Linked DNA regions of Homo sapiens: region 1 is linked to region 2. Evidence: read pairs that join two places in POLR2A ChIA-PET (ENCODE). Cell type or tissue: Panc1. All regions are shown on one strand. Links, peaks and the distances in the headings refer to the core of each region. The heading gives the core; the rest is flanking DNA.

Region 1 (11,305 bases), core at 2,598-6,597, 350 kb after region 2:
AGAAAGGAAGAAGTAAAAGTATCTCAGTTTGCAGATGACATAATTTTATATGTGGAAAACCCTAAAGAGTTTATTTTTGAAAACCTGTTAAAACTAATAAATGAATTTACCAAAGTTGCAGAATACAAAATTAACACACAAAAATCAGGTGCACGTATATACACTAACCACAAACACTTCGAAAAGGAAATAGTTCTACTGGGGAAAAGACCTGAATAGACAATTTTCCAAAGAAGGTATTCAAATGGTCAGCAGGTATATGAAAAAAGTGCTCAACATCACTAATCATCAGGGAAACAAAAATCAAAACCACAATAAATGCCTCACACCTGTGAGGATGGCTAATATCAAAAAGATAAGAGATAACAAGGATTGGTGAGGATGTGGAGGAAAGGGAACCCTTGTACACTGTTGGTGAGAATGTAAATTCATACATATAGTTTGGAGGAACCTCCAAAAATTAAAAATAGAATTACCGTACGACCCAGCAATCCCTCTATTGGGTATACACCCAAAACAAATACAATCAGCATCTTATGCAAACATCTGTGCTTCTATGTTCAATGCAGCATTATATACAATAGCCAAGATATGTGTCCACTGATAGATGAATGGACACAGAAATTGTTGTATATATGCATACAATGGAATATTGTATTCAGCCTTTAAAAAAAAGAAGATACGGCCATTTGCAACAACATGGATGAACCTGGAGGACATTATGCTAAGTGAAATATGCCAGGCACAGAAAGACAAATACTGTGTGATCTCACTTATCTGTGGAATTAAAAAAGTTGAACTCATAGATGTAGAGATTAGAATAGTGTTTACCAGAGGTGGGGGTGAAGGGGATAGGGAGATATAGGTCAAAGTGTACAAAGTTTCAGTTAGGTAGAAGGAATGAGTTCTGGAGATCTATTGTACAACATGGTGACTACAGATAACAATAAGGTACCATACATTTGAAAATTGCTAAGTCAGTAGGTTTTATATGTTCTCACCACAAAAAAAAAGTATTTGAAGCCATGGATATGTTAATTAGATTGATTTAGTCATTCCATAATATATACATATATCAAAATATGTTGTACACCATAAATGAATACAACTTTTTAAAACATTAAAGACATGTAAGAAAATAATAAATAAATATAAAATGGGCAAATGACTTGAATAGACATTTCTCTAAAGAAGATATACAAACGGCTTACAAACAATGAAAAGATGCTCAACGTCACTAATCATTGGGGAAATGCAAATCAAAACCACCATGAAATACCACTTCAAAGCCATTAGTGTGGCTACCATAAGAAAAACAGGTATTAACTGTTGGCAAGAATGTGGAGAAACTGAAACCCTTGTGCACTGTTCTTGGCAATGTAATATGATACAGCCACTGTGGAAAATAGTACGGCATTCCTCAGAAAATTCAACATGAAATTACCATATGTTCCATCAATGCCACTTCTGGACATATACCTACAAGAACTGAAGGGAGAGTCTTGACATATTTGTATACCATGTTCTTAGCGGTATTATTCACAATAGCCAAAAGGTGGAAGCAACTCAAGTGTTCATCAAAAGATGAATGGATACACAAAATGGGCATACACATACAGTAGAATGTCACTCTGCCTTAGAAAGGAAAGAAATCCCGTCATTTGCAACAACCATGTGAGCCTGGAGGATATTACGCTAAGAGAAATAACCCAGATACAAAAAGATAAATACTGGGTGATTCCACTCAAATGAGGTTCCTAGCGTGGTCATATTCATAGAGATGGAAAGTAGAAGGGGGGAGTTATTCGAAGCTAGGAGGAGGGAGGAAGAATGAGGCGTTACTGTTTACTGGGTATGAAGTTTCATTTTTGCACGGTGAAAAGCGTTCTGGAGATGGAAATGGTGATGGCTGCACAACAACGTGAGCGTTCTTACCACTCAAGCATACACTGAAAAAAATGAAGACAGGATCCCAGCACTTCGGGAGGCCAAGGCGGGCAGATCATGAGGTCAGGAGATCGAGACCATCCTGGCTAACACGGTGAAACCCCATCTCTGCTAAAAAATACAAAAAATTAGCAGGGCATGGTGGCGTGCGCCTGTAGTCCCAGCTACTCGGGAGGTTGAGGCAGGAGAATGGCGTGAACCTAGGAGGTGGAGCTTGCAGTGAGCGGAGATTGCACCACTGCACTCTAGCCTGGGAGACAGAGTGAGACTTCATCTCAAAAAAAATGAAGATAGGAAAGTTGATGTTGTGTGTATTTCAACTACAAGTTCAAAACCCCAGCAGGCACTTACAAACTCAATTTGATGGGGAGGGAAGGATTTATATGCAAAGAAAAAATATAAGAGATCATAAACTAAAATGAAAATTGTCAAGCAAGATAAAGAAATAAGGCAAATTGTTAACAATCATTGAATCCATGGGGTAGAAATATCAATGTTTGTCACATTATTTTTCAACCTTTTGGGGATGTTTAAAATTTGTATAATAAAGTCTAGGGTAAAATGATAATGGTAAGTATTTCTGAGTAGTGAGATTATGGGTATTTTAGAATTTTGTTTGCAGCAGCATTCTTTTCTGTGAACTTCAAACCTTTTTCTTGGATGTTTATTACTAGTATTTATTAATTGAAAGAAAGATTTTCAGAAAAATTGGTTTATGTCCTGACCCTATTTCCTTTTTGCTGCAGGTGAAAAATCTCATTTCTCTGGTTCCACTGGAGAATGAGGGCCCCTAAGCATGAACTGCACTCACCATCCTCTGCCTGGAGTGTGACCCCAGGGTGTTCCATGGGGTTGGACAGTTAGAATAACAGTAACTAATAATATTAACAACTATTATCAAAATGTTACTTAAAAGAATAATACATTAGAGCAGTTTCCAGGGCAATTCCTACAATAACACTGCTTCCACTCACACGTATGTGAATATGTTTTTTTAGACAGAAAGGGATGGCGTTACAGGGATGGTAAGGAGATATGCATCCAACATTGGGTGCCACTCCCTCCCTGGTGGTAGGTAATACACCAGTCACATCTCTGCAGTGAATGGTTTGATACTCCCCCACGGTAGCAGAATTTAAACGGTGGAAGCAGCCAGGGTCACTTCACAAAATGGCACCCATGGATTTTTCTTGCTTTTTTTGCAGATTCCTTTGGCCATGCTCCTGAAATCCACTGCCTTCAAAAGCCCACAAAACTGCCCTTACGAAGCAGTCGCAGCAGTTCAGAGACCATGCCCACCCCACACCTCCCTGCAAGCCTGGCCTCTTCACGGACCTAGGCCATCCCGACCTTCAGGGAATGTGGTAATAGAGTCTATGGCCCGCCTGTGGGGACTGGTGACCTCCAGATGTGCATGCTTCAAAAGAATTACTAGAAGACAAAAGTGAAAAAGAGAAACTCAGGCATCTTGCATGTTTGCTAAATAAATCAATAAGCAAATAAATGATTGAGTGAAAGAGTGGGCTCTGCAATGTGATGGTGGAGCAGGATTTAAACGGTGGAAACAGAGAGGGTCACTTCTCCACAAAATAGCACCATGGAGTTTTTCTTGTTTTTTTGCTTTTTTTTTTTTTTTTGCAAAATCCCTTGGCTATGCCCCTGAAATCCGCTGCCTTTGAGAGCAGAAATCTGGCTGTTGTGTGTGTGCATGTGTGCCCTGGGCTCTGCCTCCTCGTACAGGCACCTATTGATTGAGGGAGGGAATTACCGTTTTTTTCTGCACTATCCTTCCTCCCCCAACCCGGGGGCTGTGATCTCAGCATATTAATGGCTAAGAAGACAAAACAGTGGTTTAATTAGTGCTGTAAGAAGCCCAGGGCTAATAGGAACCAGAGAATATTTAGTTCTGGGTGTTCTGGGTGATCTTTTCTTGCCAAAAAGCTGTCCCTTTCCCAACCAGGCAAAGGGACCGGCTGGTGTGTGTGTCGCTAATTACAGCAGTGACTCAGGCGCTAGACAGCCCTGTGACTTCTGAAGAAGGAAGGCACAGCCCTGTGGGCGTCGGGGAACACAAGCAGGTGTTGTAAGTAAGAAGTACCAGGTCCAAATCTGAAATGGGCAGTGGAGAAAGGAAGGAGCTCTAGAAAACAAAGAATCATTACTCAGAAAATGGCCAAACGCTTCAACATTCTGTTCCTTTGCTGAGTGATGGGTCACCCTCAGTATCCCCATTTGGGGTTCAGAAAATACCAACATAGTAGAGTTAGGGGATACTCCTGCCTCCTCTCTCATAAGGCCTATCTCAGAATAGTTTTTCATTCATGGTGGCTGTTTTTAAGCAAGCAATACTTCTCTCTCTTCTCTATTCTGTTACTTATGGGCATCCTCAGCTTACTTTAGATTTTATGCAGTCTTGGATTTGTCTAGTCTGTGTATAAATCCAGCGTCTCCAGTCATATTATTAATTCCTCAGAGACAACGATTCTGATCAAAACTTTCCTTAAAACCTTATTGCCTCAGCACCTGGATAGACACATGTAACCTAAACAATTCCTCCCAGTTGAATCAAAAGAAAGATTTGGGAAAGCTACATCATTTCTGGAGCCTGGTACAAATTAAAAATGTGGGGCCCCTTATCAAAAGAGCAGAGAAAAAAAAAGAGTGACATTAAAAGCACTAAAATATAAAATTTATTCCTCTTTCCTGTGGTCTTTCTGCTGACCTGACTCGGTGCTTTTTGTTTGTTCTTTAAACTTCTTCTAGGTAAATAAAAGTTAAAAATTTAAATCATTAGCATGATTTTTTTTCTGTCCATCTTTACAATGTGCCTTGGCAGTTTTAAATGCATATATGAAAGCATTTAACTTGTCTGAGGAATCATTGAAAGGACATACTCCCTATTTTGTAGCTAATACTTGTGTGTGTGGGTATTCCATGTTTGCCAGACAACAGAAACACTGCACTCAGCTGTTTTTTGTTTGTTGGTTGGTTTGTTTGTTTGTCTTTTGAGACAGAGTCTTGCTCTGTCACCCAGGCTGGAGTGCAGTGGTGCAATCTCTGCTCACTGTAACCTCTGCCTCCTGGGTTCAAGCGATTCTTATGCCTCAGCCTCCAGATTTGCTGGGATTACAGGCGTGTGCCACCATGCCCAGCTAATTTTTTGTATTTTTAGTAGAGACAGGGTTTCACCATGCTGGCCAGGCTGATCTTGAACTCCTGACCTCGTGATCCGCCTGCCTCAACCTCCCAAAGTGGAGATTACAGGCATGAGCCACCACGCTCAGCTGTTTTTATTTCGCTTCTTGACACGTGCACATTCTGCCAACACCCTGTGCCTTGGGCTTACTCGTGGGGAAAGGAAACACCGAAAGGAGAAGGAACCACAGTTGTCTTGTTTTTCCCCTTTCCTTCTATGACATTTTTCAGCATAAGTGATTGGTTAATACAAGAAGGTGGCCGGGCGCGGTGGCTCACGCCTGTAATCCCAGCAATTTGGGAGGCCGAGGCGGGCGGATCACGAGGTCAGGAGATCGAGACCATCCTGGCGGACACGGTGAAACCCCGTCTCTACTAAGAATACAAAAAAAATTAGCCAGGCGTGGTGGCGGGCGCCCGTAGTCCCAGCTGCTCCGGAGGCTGAGGCAGGAGAATGGCGTGAATCTGGGAGGTGGAGCTTGCAGTGAGCCGAGATCGCGCCACCGCACTCCAGCCTGGGTGACAGAGCGAGACTCCATCTCAAAAAAAAAAAAAAAAAAAAAAAAAAAAAAAAAAAAAAAAGAAGGAATGTGGCAGGTTTCCCTGGCTGTTTGTGTTTCTTAGAACAGCTCTACCTTCTTTCTGCAAGCAAGTCCTGCTTCAAGGGGGAGAGTCTAGAATTTGGGGGCTGTCAGTGCCCGACGTACTGAGTCTCGGATGGGATGTGTTTTTACCTTGCACCTGCTCAGGCTTCCTGGAGTCCTGTGCTTCCCGGGTCCACCAGAATTCTGTGCTCATAAGGGCATCCCGAGCGCCATGTGCGAAGTGGGTGGCCGGGGCCGGGGACGTGCGTATCGCTCAGGTGCTGCTGTACTGTCCCACCAGGCTTACAAAAATCTCAGAGACGCGGTTAGGAAGATTTCAAGACAGCAACGACAGAGCCTTAAACCGAGCACAGGGCTCTTCCGGGTGTGGGGTCTCTTGTGACTGCGCAGGTCATCCATCCAAGAAGCCGGCCTTGAATTACAGAGAACAACTGAAAGACCGAAGAGAAGCCAGTTCCGCTCTCAACAGCCACAGGGCGGATGATGCCTTCCCCCAGAAATTCACCAACAGTGCACGAGGTGCCCATGAAGAGAGCCCACAAAACTGTCCTTACAGAGGAGTCCAGGCAGTTCAGAGACCATGCCCAACCCACACCTCCCCTCAAGCCTGGCCTCTCCACTGACCCCGGCCACTCCCGCCTTCAGGGAATGTGGCAAATAGAGTCTGTGGCCAGTCTGTGGGGCTGGTGGCCCCCAGATGTGCACGCTTCAAAAGAATTACTAGAAGACAAAAGTGAAAAAGAGGGAGAAACTCAGGCATCTTGAACGTTTGCTAAATAAATCAGCAAACAAATGACTGAGTAAAAGAGTGGACTATGTGATGTAAGGGAGCACTTGTGTAAAAATTACTGATCAACATCTGTTGGAGCCGTTTGCAAATTTTGAGAATAGTCTCATGGAAAACAATGCAAGTGAAAAAAAAAAACTCTGGGAAAATCGAAGTTGTACAAGAAATGAAATATCACCTTAATACAATACTTGTCTCAACAGTGGACTATGTAGTAAAAAAATCCTAAGTATTAACTTGTTTTTAAAACATGCTGATCTAACTATTTGGGGACCTAAGGAGAGGCAGGCATAAGAGAATTAAATAACCATCTAGGATAACACAAAATAAACAGAATATGTTTAATGTTGATGAATCAACAAATAGAAGAAAAAACATTTATTTAGAAACATGAAGGTAATTAGCAAAATAAAATGATAAAGAAGTTAATATGTGTTTGAGCAGGTTTGGAAAGTGGGGATGAGTGAAGAAGAAACATAAACTGATTGGTATCATTTTTATTTAATTGTTTTTTTGAGACAAAGTCTCACTCTGTCACCCAGGCTGGAGTGCAGTGGTGTGATCTCTGCTCACTGCAACCTCCGCCTCCCGGGTTCAAGTGATTCTCCTGCCTCAGCCTCCCAAGTAGCTGGGATTACAGGTGCCTGCCATCACGCCTAGCTAACTTTTGTATTTTTAGTAGAGACGAGGTTTCATCATGTTGGCCAGGCTGGTCTTGAACTCCTGACCTCAGATGATCCACCCGCCTCAGCCTCCCAAAGTGCTGGGATTACAGGCGTGAGCCACCGCACCTGGCCTGATATTATTTTTAAATAGTGTGTTACTTTGATAAACATTCTAATGTCACAAAAAGTTGAAAATAATGGAATAAATAATAAAGATCAATGTAGAGACATATCAAAAACTTTCCAACATATGTTACTAAGTGAAAAGGCAAGTATGGCTCCCTGTAATTCTATATATCTATCTCCAAAAAGAAAAACAAACACTGAGCTGGTAGCAGTGGTGTTTCTTTTTCTTTTTCTTTTTTTTTTTTTTTTTTTTTTTTGAGACGGAGTCTCACTCTGTCACCCAGGCTGGAGTGCAGTGGTGTGATCTCAGCTCACTGAAACCTCCACCTCCCAGGTTCAAGTGATTCTCCTGCCTTAGACTCCTGAGTAGCTGGGATTACAGGCGCCCGCCACCACGCCTGGCTAATTTTTTGTATTTTTAGTAGAGACAGGGTTTCACCATTTTAGCCAGGATGGTCTCGATCTCCTGACCCCATGATCTGCCCACCTTGGCCTCCCAAAGTGCTGGGATTACAGGGGTGAGCCACTGCAACTGGCCCTGCAGTGGTGTTTCTAGAAGATGCAATCATTAGGACTCTCACGTCCTATGTTATCTGTCCTGAAATGCTTGAAACTCGTTTGCAATGAATTTTTGTATATTACTTCTGTAAACCAAAGAAGAATAAGATAACCAAAAAAAGAAAATCTCTTAAAGAACTGGGGGAAAAAAAGTGAGATATGACCACATGAACAGCTCTAGGGGTGGCCCAAGTATGTAGTATCACATTTTAGAGTCCACTGCAATAGCCTGGTTTATCTATCCCCAGCACCAGCAGGTGTCTTGCAAAATGAGCCATCAATGTCCTAGACAGCTGAAAGTAGCTGTTTGAGGGTAGCTTTCATTAACATTTGACAAACACAAACCAGCTCCATTTCTGGCCAGGTGGTGTGCTAGGCACAATGGAAGTAGTGAGATGCATCAGAAATGATCTCCAGTATTAAATGGGGCGTGGTGTCATGGGAGAAGCTTCCCTTTCTTAGTGTCAGAACACTGGTTTTCTTCAGAATGGCAGCACACCCAGCTAAAAGACCCCATTTGCTAGTCTTTCTTATGCTAAGAAAGATTGCTTTAAGAGAGCTGATTTAGCCTAAAGAAGGTATTTTTTTCCCCTCTCTTCTGCCACTCTGGGACACGGATATGATGGCTGGTGCTCCAGAAGCCATTTTAGACCATTAGGAAAGCTTCTGTCCAGAAGTCACAGATGGAAAAAGACAAAGGAAAGTGACAGGACTATGTGTCCCTGATCACACCTTGGACCTACTTATGACTGATCAGTGAGCCTTTTTTTGCTTGTGAGAGAAATGTATTTCTATCCTGCTTCTGCTATTGTTACTTAGAAGTTTTCTGCTATGCAGGCCAAGTCTCAGCCTCGGTGATACTGAGGCAGGAAAATAGGGTCTGGAGGCAGGGAATATAAGGCCGATTCACACTTCAGCTATGACAGGAAATATCCACTCCATAGGGCGTACGCCGTAGATGACTTTGTAACTTTACTTCATGCTCTTCATTTACATAGGGCATACTCCAAGTAGAGGGTATTTAAACTCCCCAAAATTCTGGAACGGGCCTTTGAGCCCCTATGCTCAGGACTGCTCCAACACTGTGGCGTGTACTTTCATTTTCAATAAATCCATTCATTCCTTCCTTGCTTTGTTTGCACATTTTGTCCTATTCTTTGTTCAAGATGCCAAGAACCTGGACATCCTCCACTGGTGCCAATACTGTGCCTTTGGCAGCTGCCCCTCATGCTGTGTCAGTTATGTCGGTCCTTTGAGGACATACAGACCAAGAAAAACATGGTTTCCAGTTTTCCTTTGGAAAAAAAAAAAACTCTGAGGAAGAGCTTTGAACTGGAATGGGCATAAAATTATATTGTACCCCAGATTCCCATCCTGCAAAATAAGGGTAGCAGTGGAATAAGTTCCTCCTTTAATTTCCTATGGTAGATTATTCTGGAAAGTGTTTAGTCCCAACGGTGTCTCCTTACACATTGCTTATCTGCAGCTCACCCACACTGTATTAAGAGAAGGGCTGTGTGTGTGCGGGAAATGCAAACTCAAGTGGCATCCTGGGCAAAACAAGATTAGGAGAGCGAATCTCTTGCAAAGGCAAGTCACGATGCTCTCCACAACCCGGTGTCAATGATGTCCAAGTCACCTTCAGGCAGCAGGCTCACCATGCTCAGATCACCTGCCAGTAACAGGGCCCAGCCTCTGAGAGGTCTCCTGAACCTCCACAGCACCCGCTCTGTGCTCAGCAATGCGATACCTGTGGAAGGATTGCCCAGGTGGCAGACATGGTTCCAGTCTTACTGAAGCAAACAAGTCATCTCTGTGGAAGTGGCTGTTCAGCATAGTATGGGTCCAAGCTAATGCAGTGTCCTCAGGCCTCAGAAGCCCAGGGTAGAATGAAGTCCACACTTGCCTGGCACCCATTTCTCCCAGCCCCACTCCTGTTTCCCAGATGGGCTCTGCCACAAAGCCAGCCCCTGGACCCACCTCAGCTGTAGGCTGGGATCCACGGCCCGCAGGCTGTGGCGCAGGGCATGGCCTAATCCCCTGAGAACGCTGCTGCACCGAGAGCACACAGCCCTGCGTGGTGCGTCCCCCCAGGGTCCCAGGCAGAATGGATGAGTGTGGATGGGGCGAGGAAGTGTGCACAGGCTGAGGGCAGGGCCCCTCACCACCACTTAGTGTCCCAAACTGCCAGTTGGGCCTGGACATGACACTGCGCGCCTTTCCCACCAGCTCATACCTCTTTCCTGTGTGGAGATCAAACATCGTGTCTGGAATTGATTGGGGTATGCACTCAAACCCCAGCCTCCATTTCCCTGCCTGAACTCCTTGTCTCTCCTGGGCCTTTGTCTGTCAAACTCTTCCTTCTCTCCTCCCAGCAGCAAACGAAGCCCTCATTATCAGCCGCCTAAATGACGTCTGAAGGGAGCTGCAGCAGCAGTGATAAGGAGAAGTCATCTCGGGCTCGGCCCCACTTGCCCAGCAAGGAAATAAACGAGCTTTCACTTCTCTCCACAGCCCAGAGCAAACCACTCCACATAAGGGGTGATGACCATGTCTTAATCCTCTCGGAGCTCCTGTGTCTAAGAAGATGCCTGGCACACAGCTGGCTGCCGGGGGAAAAGGGAGGGAGGAGGGAGGAAGACAGGGAGGGAGCTCCTCTGATACTAACTTCTATTTGGGGCCCTTCTGGAAACAGGCACAGAGGGCAATGAGGGGAAATAGAGGCAGAAATGCCGTGACCTGCCCGGCTCAATGGTAACCTGCAGATGGTCCTCTTAGGTGTGACAGATTATCAGTGACCTCCTCTCACAGAATGACCTACGCTCCTTGGCCCTCCTCTTCTCTCATGCTAGTCCTGCAAAGTCCAATACAGTAGTTGCTGGCCACCAGCGGCTATTCAAATTAACTGCTATGAAATGAAATTGAGAACTTAGCTCCTCCGTTGCTCCAGACACATCTCTAGTGCTTGCACGGGGCTAGCTACTATCATACTGGTGCTATCTTATTTATGATAAAGGTGCACCTGACTATATACTGAGGGCTGTGATAGTACACGCCAGAAACCATAGTACTATATGCAAAAGTGCATTGTCACAACAGGTTCACAAAGCCTTGTTTTGTCTTCGCCTTCCATAACTGTACAAGCTCACTCCTTCATCTCCACCCCAAAGAGGAAGGGGTGCAGAGGGAACAGGCCGTGCAGAGCACACGGGAACTCAACGGAAGTCAGCACCCCAGGAGCAGTGCAGGCACCTGGCATAGAACATCCAGGCTGCGGGTCTCAAGTCGGCACTGCTGACGTTTGGGACATTAGTCGTGGGGACTGTCCTGTGCACCGTGGGATGTTTAGTCATTCCTGAACTCCACACTGGGTGCCAGCAGCATTCTCCCTCCCCTGATTGTGACAGGCAGCAGTGTCTCAG
Region 2 (11,305 bases), core at 4,769-8,768:
CGGGTGCCTGAGAGGGCACCAAGGTGCACCGTCAGCAGAAGTTTCCATCACAAACCCTTGTTTTGGAACCAGTCAGAGTGCACACAAACGGTCTCGACTCAGTTCACTTTTGTCTGAGTACAGAGCTCAGCGATGATATTCTAGGTTACTGAGGCACTCATTAGGCCCTGGGCAAATCTAAACATGCAGTTCTTTTCCGTACACTCTACATCTGCCTGTGTCACCCCCGGCTCGGAGACTGGGAAGGCCACATGCAGATATGCTTCTTAGCCTTGTGGGGTGGAACTATGGCTGTAGCTACTTCTGCTGAAACTGCCCTTAGGACATCATATGCATCTTTGAAAGCCAAATACATAAGTGAACACATCTGCGTGTATGTGTATACACCATACATGCACACATTCATACGCATGCATATACGTGTGCATGTTTTAGTTAACAGAAGTCCTTGGGGGCTGGACAATATTTTGGCTCCAAGGGATGTGAGCAACTATAAAGTCATGAGACTGAGTTTCTTGTGCGGCTCCAGCGGCTCTGAAAGCCCCTCTGAAGGGAGTCCACCAGCGCACAGTGTTACATTCACCAGGCCAAGGGGTCTGCAGAGGTGCTGGTGTTGATCTGGCAATTTACAGGGAAGATTCAGAATGGTGGGGGTGCTGGCCTCCAGGAGCTGTCTGCTTGCACGTCTGGGAGCAGGAATGCCACCTCAGCCTTCTGTTGCCTCTCTGCCTTCCTAGCCTGGCATGTCTTCATGGAGTAATCCCCTACTGGGGAGCTAAAAAAGAAAAGGGAGACTTCCCGAAGCGGAGGGGAACCAGGACTCTTCAAGACTGTCAAGGTCACCAGAAACAAGAAAGACTGAGCAGCTGTCAGACCAGGAGACTAGGGAGAGGGGAGGACAAGACGCAGTCCTGGGCGGCATCCCGGGTGGGAGGAGTCGTCATGGAAAGCACGATGATGGGAGGCACCAAATAAAGGCTGGGGTTTGGTGAATGGTAGTGTTCCAATGTCACTCTTTTAGTTTCGACAACAGTACCACGACAGTATCAGACATTCGCAATCTGGGAAGTCGAGTACTGGGAGGTCTGTCGTTGCCTCTAGAGGGATCCTTCTGCTCCCTCGGGGGCTGTGTCTCCAGGACCCTGGCCCTGTGCTTCCGAGGGCCACTCTGAACCCTGGATGGCTCAAGTTCAACCCTCCTCTTCCACCTCCTTCCTGCCATCCAGCGGTAGGAGGGTCACAAAGCTCTTTCATTATAGTTTGAAGAAAAAATGTGTTGCTAAACCGTAGGGATTTGAATAAAGCAATGATGTTTTTATTCAAACATTGTTTTTGAACTGAGTGTCACCAGCCAGGGCACAGAAGGGAGAAGGAGAAACCTTTCACTTGTCTGAGGGAGCTCATGTCTACTGAGTTTCCAGAACTTTCTCCCTTGCCATACTTGGGTGCAAAGATTGAGGTCTGTGTGTAAGCCCACAGGGCCGGCGTTTCAGCTGCTGGTCCACGGACCCTCTCAGCTCCCAAGGTCCATTATTTTTCCTCAGCAAAAATGGGCTACTTTGACTACAGGCACAGTTTCTCCATGGTTAAAATAACTAATTTTATAAAGAGCTTGAAAATATCATGGTTAACAGAAAACCTTGGATCCAATGATCTGAATATCTTTGCTATTATAGAACTCATCAGAAACCAACTGTAATAGCTACGTTTTCTCACCATGGAAGACTTCCGAGAAGAAAATTTCAATGTCCATTAGCAAGTCCATATAAGTTTAAAGTTTTAAAAAGTATATACCCCAAACTGAACTCCTGATATGTTATTGTTTACTAAGTATGATGTTAAAGAAGCAATAACAACTGCATTATGACCTGAGCTTTTTAAATAAAATTAAACCTAGAACCCAGTCTAAAAAATTGACTGTAGTCTGCAGAGGTAACTGAATTCTTCTAAGTGGAATTAGATTAACCTTTCCAGGGCTATTGATATGTTTTCAGGAAGCACATGAAGCGCTTCCTCCCATGTCTGGCAGAGTCACTGTCCAATGACTTTGTGCTTATCTTACTACCAGTTACTCACATCACCAGCCTGTCAACAACAGCATGAAGCTTCCGCAGCATTATATCTGTTCTTCTGGGCCTCAAATCCTCGAGTGCTTCTGGAGGCCGTGCCGAGTTCTCCCATCCGGCCCTCAAGGCAGCGCTCTATGTTATAGGACACTTCAGATGGTTCTAACACCCTCAATGGTAGCTGAATCCAAGAGGCCTTTTTGTCTGTCCAGGTATCAGATGGACATCTAGAGACTTCTCTAAACTCCTCACACATGGAAATGAATGGGCAACAGGGAGCCCGGCCAGGTTGTGGGACACTGGCATCTAGGATTTGCTGCTGCGAGCACCCAGCTCCCATGCTCTCCTCGAGACAGAGGAGGAGGAGGACACATCAGCCTGCTTGACTTAGAGCCATCAGAAAATTTTCCAACCAAAACCCACGTCGAGCCGACTGAATTTTGATGAGCCAGGTATGTCCAAGGCCATCCTGCAGCCCCTGTGCCTCCACATTTTCACGGATCCCCGTGTGGTCGGGGCTGAGGTCTGGGTGCTGTGAGGGGCCCGATGAGCCTGGGCAGGAACCCAGCTTCTGCACTTCCGGCAAAGCTACGCTCTCCTTGGAAAAGCTACGCTGTCCTTGCTCTGAGCCCAGCTGCTCGTCTGTGAAGTAGGATGAAGCGCTGCCTTGAGGGCCGGATGGGAGAACTCGGCGCGGCCTCTGGGAGCACTCGGGGAGCACGTGTCTTCCCGCCCCGTGCTCAGTGAGCCCAACATCTCCCAGCTTCTCTTCACCAACAGAGGGAGGGAAAGGAGGCCCTGATGACCCTGCTGACCCGCTGGGAGGAGGGCACGGCCTCTCCACATTTGGCCATCTGGTGTGAGAGGTAAACCAGGCCTCCGAGGACAGCAGAGGACGCAGTGGCCACTCGCCCAAGACCAGGCTCAGGAGGAGCAGGGAAAACACACGCAGAGGAGAATTGGAATTGGCTTGCGTGGGGGTATGAGATAAACCGGCTTTGTTGTCATCCTAGTGGACGATGCTAGTGCGTTAGGGGTGAAATTGGAAAAACATCAGTTATAGAGACGGAAAGCAAGAAAAGAAAAAGGAGGAGGACAAGGAGCAGGAGGAGGAGAAAGAGAATGAAAGGGAAGAAGGGATGCTGCCATCTCTGCCACATGAGTCATTAAAAAAGCACACCAAACGCTCCAAGGAGGCAGCCCTGAGCCCCACACCCGTGTTGGGAAGTAGAAAAAGCACCTGCTGCCTCTTCCCCACAGCCCCTCACCCCTCCGGGACGGATTTAGAATGGGGCCACTCGGCCACTCGAATAAATGTGCTTGAAAGCAAGTGGAAGATAAGCGTCCACAGGAGTCTTATCACGAAGTCACCTCAGACAGCACAATCTTCAATGTCTAGCCAAGCTTTCAACAACTGACCGGGCACTGCCGACCTCTGTCATCTCTGTCCTCGTCTGCCCAGACACAGGCTCCACCTAACCTGAGCCCTCTGAGTGAGCCGTGGCGGTCGCCTGTGGAGTGAGGGCCCTGTGCAGCCTGCCTGGGGTCATACCTTGCTTTCATCACTTACAGGTGGTGTGACTTGGGCAAGGTACCTAGCGTGGAACGTGGAGGTGGCCTGACATATCCACCCTCTCGTCATCTTAGGATCTGAACAGATTGTTAAGGCAGAGTGAGGCAGGCCAGGACAAAACCCAAGCTCTGTCATTGCTAGGGGTAGTAGGGAGCCCCACATGGGGCTAAGATGGGGGCGCTCGGATCACACAGACTCAGCCGTGCATCCTGGCAATGCTGGGCAGGTTGGCTTCTCCGGGGTGAGGTGTGGGGCTGCCCGGAGAGGACTGATGCTGAGGACGGAGGATGCCTGCACCCTGCACGTGGCTCCCCACAAGGAAGAAGACAGGAGTGCATTTGCCGTCCTTCCCCTGGGGCTAGCCTGACACTGAGAGGTATCATGGAGTTACTGCTCCCCACTGCTCAGCCTCTTTGGGCCCGTTCTGTTCCTGTAAAGTAGGGAGAATGGCTCCTCTCCCTCATGAAGCTCAGATGCAGATGAGATACATATGAAGCGCTTCCTCCGATGCCTGGCAGTCACTGTCCAGTGACTTTTTGCTTATCTTACTACCATTTGAGCATTCGACATTCTACATTGAGTTACATTACTACCATTTGAGATTCTACAAAATCTGAAGCCTGAAATGCTCTAAAATTGAGAATCTTTTGAGCACCCACATGATTCTCAAAGGAAATGCTCACTGGAGCATTCAGATTTGGGATTTTTGGATTTGGAAAGCTCAACCAGTAAGTATCATACAAATATCCCCAAATCCCAAAACATCCAATCCCCAAAACACTTCTGGTCCCGAGCATTCTGGATAAGGGATGCTCAGCCTGTGAAACTGAAGGCACAGTGCCGTGTGTGGCACTCATCCCGGGTCTCGTTTTTGCATTAGGCTGCTGGCCACACGGCCACATTGGGAACCAGCGGGCCTTCTACTCCTGCTTTAAACGCTCAAAACCTCAGGAACTAATGACACAGGAGTGCTCTCAGCAGTTGGGCACGTTATGTGATATGAAGGTTGCAGGACTGACATTGAGAGAATGATGCTCAGGAACACACCCACATATCTAAACTCAGCTGCACAGGCCAGTAAGAACTTCACACTTGCTAGGAGATAAACCAAGGACAGCTTTAAAAGAGAAAAGGAAATAAGAAATTTGAGAACATCAGGTTTTCCCCCGGCATAAGTCCAAGGTTAGGATGTACTGATGGGGCAGTGAGCAGCCCCACTGGACCCCTACACGTACCTCCAGCCAGGCCCGAGACGCTTACTTACCCAGTGGCAATGCAACCGCAATCCTAACCCTTCCTTCCTATAGGAGTCCTGGGTTCGTTTAGCCCATAAATATTCATGGCACACCTGCTACGCGTCGCGTCAGGCCTTCGGCTGGGCTGCTGCTGGGGGCACAGAAGTGTCTGGCTCTACAGACGGGCCCTGCCTTGCCTGGCCTTGCCGCTCTGCAGGGGTGACAGGCAGTAATAAGGAACCCTGCAATTACTCGTCGTAGCTGGGATGAGGGGAAGCGGGGAGAAGTGCTGAAGTTGTAACAGTGAATAACTGGGGGCTGACTTGGTCTCTGAGGAGCTGGGCAAGGCAAGAGTGGGGAGCTGAGAGGACAGGGAGTGTGCACCGGGAGGGACCTGTGGAGAGGGAGACGGTGGTGTGTCCTGGGAGCCAAACGAAGGCCAGGGTGTGAGGTGGTGGGAGGCAGAGATCAGAGCCTCTGCAGTGGCCTGGAGGACCTGGGGTCTACCCGAAAGGCACTGGGAGGCACTGGAGAGGCTTGAAGCCGGTGGTGATGTGATCAGATCATGTGTGACCTGGTGGCAGGGAGGATGGAACAAAGCTGGGAGCCCAGCCAGCCGGCCAGGGCGCGAGAGGGTGACAGACACGAGGCTCGGAGCAGGTGTTGGCTGTGGGATTAGATGGGGTGATGGGAGGAAGATTCCATGCAGAAAACTGAGCCTGGGCAGAGGAAGCTGGAAGTGGGAGATGTAGCAACTGAAAGACACGCTGCCTTCCCCCACACTCAGCAGCCCTGCCAATCGTGCTGCCATCAACACATCTGACAGCTGGGGGTGGAAGAGAGCAGAGTCCACTGTGAAGGGCTGCGGGGCAGAGCCACCACCTGAGGACCGCTCCCCAAGGAGGTGAAGCCTCTATCCTCTTTGTTAAGTCACATGTCACCAACTGCCTCTCACCCAGCCTCCTGCCTGGGACTCTGGAAAGGAAATAAGCACCAGCAAAACTCATAAGCAAAGAAATAAATTTTTAAAAAGGATCTAATACCACTTTCCAAATATAGGAGGGAAATGAATCAGTGTAATTAGGATTTGAGAAAACAAGCTATTCCCAGACAATATTTTAACGTGAAAGAAGCAGAGTGTGATGACTTAATTAGGGAAATGCCACAAACAAATTGTACTGTAAGCCTAAGAGCATTAACCTGCTAACGAGTGAGGTCTGGGGAAATCTGGGAAAGCCATCTGGACCGTCCAAAACGAGCAAGCATGGCCCCGCTGGAGAAACCTGGATTGAGTACTCACTACTCAGCGCAGGGAAGTTTGTATCTATCCAGAGCTCTCCCTCATGTTAGAGCAGCGTGGCAAAGCCACCCCTGCTGGACTTTGCACCCCTGCTGGACAAGTCCTCGCTCAACTTCTTAGCAGCTGTGTGACCTCTGGAAGCTGCTTAGCCTCTCTGTGCTCCCGTTTCCTCATCGGCAAACGGGGCTAATTATAGTGCCTCTCTCATAGGCTGTCATGGAGAAATAATACACGTGAAGCACTTGGGGGCTAAATATTAAATATGAATTAATATTTGCAAATCACTTAGAAAAGGAGCTGAAATGTGAGTGCCATGTGAGTGTCATCGTGTTTCTCGTCACTGTCCCTGGATAAAAAGGGACCACAGATGCACCAGCACTCAGCACCCTTCATGTCAACCAGACCTGGCTCATGTCCTTCTTCTGTCCAGCGAAGCAAAAGCTTCAGGCGTCCCTGGGTAGGCCCCACCCCACCCAGCACGTGGTCCAGCCTGGGTGACCTGACTCTCACGGCCCTGCACAAGTTGAGGCAGAGGGTGACATCCTGGCTGAGCTACGGCAGCACCAAGGAGCTTCTAGTGACCTAGTGTCCCCGATCTTCTGAACTGGGAGTCTAACGAGAGGCCTGTCCAGGTACCAAGGGCTTCTCTGATTTGGGGTTCCCGTGCATCCCTTCCCATCGTAAATGGATACCTGCAGGGCACATTCTCCCACCTCACTCAGGCCCCTGCACCTGTGCCCCTGGAGCAAAGCTTCCGCAGCCACTCTGACTGTAGTCCCTCCCTGCCACCCTCTATCCCACAGCCCTGCTGTTTCATCCCTCCTGACGTATGCACGTGTAACTTCCCTGTCTGTGTGCCCCACCTGCCTGCAAGTTACGTGAGAGCAAGGCTTTGCCTGTGTCTTCTCTGCTCTAGAATAGCGCCTGAAACACAGCAGGCATCTAGTAAACACGTGTTGGTTTACTGAATGAATCATGATCACAAGCATTTCTGGTCAGGGGGGAAAATGAGCATATTCTCTCTTGGACGATGGCCTGGAGGTTATTTTCCCAGGGAATTTTATAGCAACAATTTATCCCAGGTCTTCAGTGAGGGCAGTGAGTCAGAGCTTGGGCCGAGACCACCAGTGATCTTCAAACGGAAATCTGTATACCACTTGCATCAGAATCTCTTCTAGTGCTTATTAGAAATGCAAGTTCTCAGGGCTTATCCCAAATCTAACAGGTCAGGATCTCCAGGTGCCAGGGAGAGGCCCAGGAATCTGGATTTTAACAACCTCCTGGTGATACGTGGATCCCCAGGTTGAGAACCCCCACCTAGCTGTGGTAACGCTCCTGACACGCAGGAATTCTATGGATCTGAACGACTATCCAAAAACACTTCACCTTTCCTGTCTTCAGCTGCCCAACAAATAGGTCATGGCCAGGTAAAGACAATGGTGGCTCTCTGAAGGTCATGCTCAGGAAAGCTGAGGTCACAGGGGCCATCTACACCCTGAGCCAGCGCTCTGGCAGTGTTTAGACCTGGCAGGCAGGTAGGCTATGGGCCAGACAGCCAGATATTCCCTTGAGCAGTGTATATTGGGCTCATGGCTCGCTTCTGCATTTAGACAGGAGATGAGCAGATCCAGAGTGTGCTGGACTTGATCATGAAAGAAACCAACACCTAGAAAATGGAGAGAATGTCAAGGTTGCCACATTGCCCTTGTGCAGGCCAAAAGGTCACAGGAGAATTGCACAGCTGGTTAAAACAGCTGTTTGTGCAACAAAACCAGCCCAGGTGTCAGGGACCTGCCCCGTGGAGCCTCTCTGAGCCCTGCCAGCCCGCGGTGTGCTCACCTGGTATCACACCCTTGATGTCGCCCTCAGGGTTCATGCGATTCTTCTGTGTGAAGTGGAGGATCAGCCTCTTTGCAGACTCAAACTGCTGGGTGGCCATTAGCCACCGGAGGGACTCGGGGAATATCCTTTAAAGACACAAAGGGGATCAGTGAATGTCTTCCGATTCTGCACGGCACCGGGAAGTGTGGCTTAGGTGTGGCCCGGGAGCTTCCCAGGCAGGTGGCGGTCAGTCTCCAGACACGCATCAGCCCAATCAGGGGAGATAAAACTGTGGGCACTGAAACGTTCCCAGTTTTCTTTTCCAAAGAGTAAAAATCAAGACCTTAAAAATGCTTAACAAAAGTTAACCACATGTTCTCACCCACGTATGGAAGCTTAAAAAAAAAGTGATCTCATAGAAGTAAAAAGAAGAACAGAGGATACTAGAGGCTGGGAAGGGTGGGGGGAAACTGGGGATAGGGAGAGGTTGGTTGAAGGATACAAAATTATAGCTAGGTAGGAGGAACAAGTTCTAATGTTCTACGCCACTGTAGGATGACCATAGCTACTAATAATATACAGTTTCACATAGCTAGGAGGAGGATGTTAAATGTTCCCGGCCGGGCGCGGTGGCTCACGCCTGTAATCCCAGCACTTTGGGAGGCCGAGGCGGGTGGATCATGAGGTCAGGAGATCGAGACCATCCTGGCTAACAAGGTGAAACCCCGTCTCTACTAAAAATACAAAAAATTAGCCGGGCGCAGTGGCGGGCGCCTGTAGTCCCAGCTACTCGGGAGGCTGAGGCAGGAGAATGGTGTGAACCCGGGAAGCGGAGCTTGCAGTGAGCCGAGATTGCGCCACTGCAGTCCGCAGTCCGGCCTGGGCGACAGAGCGAGACTCCGTCTCAAAAAAAAAAAAAAAAAATGTTCCCAACACACAAAAAAGTGATATTTGCGATGATGGGCATGCTAATTACCCTGATCTGATCATTTTACATTCTATGTACTGCACCATCACTGTGTACCCCATAAATATGTACGATTACTATGTGTCAATTACAAAAATAAAAAAATAATTTAACAAATGTAACAGAGTAGCGGATATGAACAACATTCTACCAGCTGTGTCAAGAAATCAGTGTATACCTTTCAAAGTAACCATAGATTTCTAAAGCATGGAGAAACAATTCACGGAAGCCTGCTGATTTTGTTGTATTTTGTCACAATAAATAGTAATAGAATGATTTTACGTTTAAAAAATTACTTCCAAATATGACCAACCTGCAGTTATTTTCAGTTTCGGAACCTGAAGGCTCACTGTCCCGGGGTTTCCTTCAGAGCTATTTCCACGTTACTGCTAACCGCCTGTCACTGTCCCTCAGACGATGCCACAACGCAGTGGTTTTCGAGTTTTACCAAAGCGACAGAATCTTTTTCTTTTTTTAAAAGATGGAATCTTGTGAGGAGCCCCAATACAAAAAAACTAGTGTTTTATTATCAATTAATTTTATAAATTTACATTTATGACAATATTTACAAGCTGCTCAAAGAGAACACCGTGACTGCGCAGAGCAGGAGTTGGCACGCTATCTCTGCAAAAGTCCAAGTCATCAATATTTTAGACTTTGAGGGTGAAATGGTCTCTCCTCATCTTGGCCTTGTGGCCTGAGTGTGGATGTATGGGAGTGGGTGTGGCTATGGGCTAATAATACTTTATTGCAAAACAGGCAGCTGACCCTTGACTGTTTGGGAGAGACAAAAAGTAGAAATCAAAGCTCAAGATGACAGTCCTAGCTTCTTGTAGCCCTCAGTGTTCTAGTTATCACTCCACTTTATTTTAGTTAAATTGTATCAGGAAAGTCACGACTGATGCTGGTAAGAAGTTATTGTAAGTACCGAACACCTGCTTTGCAAGCTCAGGATAGACTTTTTTTTTTTTTTTTTTTTTTTTTTTTTTGAGATGGAGTCTTGCTCTGTCACCCAGGCTGGAGTGCAGTGGTGTGATCTCAGCTCACTGCAACCTCCACCTGCTGGGTTCAAGCGATTCTCCTGCCTCAGCCTCCCTAGTAGCTGGGATTACAGGAATGTACCACCATGCTTGGCTAATTTTTGTATTTTTAGTACAGATGGGGTTTCACCATGTTGGTCAGGCTGGTCTCGAACGCCTGACCTCGTGATCCGCCTGCCTCGGCCTCCCAAAATGCTGGGATTACAGGCATGAGCCACCGTGCCCGGACTCAGGAGAGTTTTAAAATGAATCTAGCAGCTAGAAAAAGTATTAATGGTGTTTCCCTCACCCTGGCCCAAATTCATATGTTGGAAACTAAACCCCAATGTGATAGTATTAAGAGATAGGGCCTTTAGGGGTGATTAAGTCATGAGAACGGGAGGCTGAAGAGAGGTGCCTTGCCCCTTCCCTCATGTGAGGACACAGAAGGCTCCATCTATGAGCAACACACGCTTGCCAGACACAGAATCTGCTGGTGCCTTAATCCTGGACCTCTCAGCCTCCAGAACTGTGAGCAATAAATTTCTGTTGTTTATAAATCATCCAGGGTAAGGTATTTTGTTGTAGCAGCAGGAACAGACTGTGAGAAGCAGAAAATTTTTATTTCAAAGTCACATCACTATCGATATCTAATAATTACTGCCTCCTTCATACCTATTTGAAAAAAGTCCAAATTTCTATTTGCTTGTGACTGTGTTTTACATGATGAAGTTGTTCCCACTGAATTCGGTGGTACCTTTGGGATGGTCTGATCTGAATGATAACTCACTCTGGAAGACTTGGGAGCTTCTTGAAGAGCTAAAAGCTGTCCTGCTGAGCAGGTGTGTGGAATGCAGGAGGGCCGTGTGGAATGGACAGAAGGTCTCTGGTCATCTCACATGGAAGTCCCAAATACATTTGCAGGCACTGATTTTTTTTAAATACTCAAAGTTAATGTTTGTTTTCCTGGCCTCTAGCTATACAAAATTAATTTTGAATAACATAATCCAAGGAAATAGAAACAGATACATGACATTAATATTATATATATTCACATTTTGCTGTATTTTAAAAATCAGATCTTTTCTTTATAATAAAACAACCTAACACAAATGCCACCCCCCATAGTTTAAGTTCTGATCTATAGTATTTCCATCTTTCTGATGCGTTTGGGTTTAGTATCTTTTTCTAATTTCTCAGGATAGACATAGAGGTCATTATTATTAATTTTCTCATAAGTGTACTTAAGACTTCAAAATTCATCTAGATATTATCATTTGAGATACATTTGTGATTTGATTCTAAATATTTTGTGATTTCTATG

What was found. ChIA-PET counts read pairs that join two places held together with the same protein. Peaks named below come from ENCODE experiments on the same cell type or tissue, not always from the same donor. Only the 100,000 strongest peaks of a DNase experiment are listed, where the experiment ranks them.
Region 1: POLR2A ChIA-PET joins it to region 2 with 8 read pairs; 3 of 35 experiments call an interaction of 5 or more read pairs at or near these places.

What each region holds. Positions count from the first base shown.
Region 1 is chr6:3,640,833-3,652,137 of GRCh38, forward strand. The region is part of intron 2 of LOC100507336 (a long non-coding RNA gene); the gene reads right to left. Among named protein-coding and RNA genes, the nearest start is that of PXDC1, 110 kb to the right of the region's middle. In Panc1, for the core only: no CTCF peak of the experiment used is centred there; no DNase peak of the experiment used is centred there.
Region 2 is chr6:3,290,078-3,301,382 of GRCh38, forward strand. SLC22A23 (solute carrier family 22 member 23) reads right to left here. Exons shown (of 10, transcript NM_015482.2): 5 at 8,014-8,141. Among named protein-coding and RNA genes, the nearest start is that of PSMG4, 37 kb to the left of the region's middle. RefSeq lists an enhancer at 6,628-7,128. In Panc1, for the core only: no CTCF peak of the experiment used is centred there; a DNase peak (open chromatin) is centred at 7,164.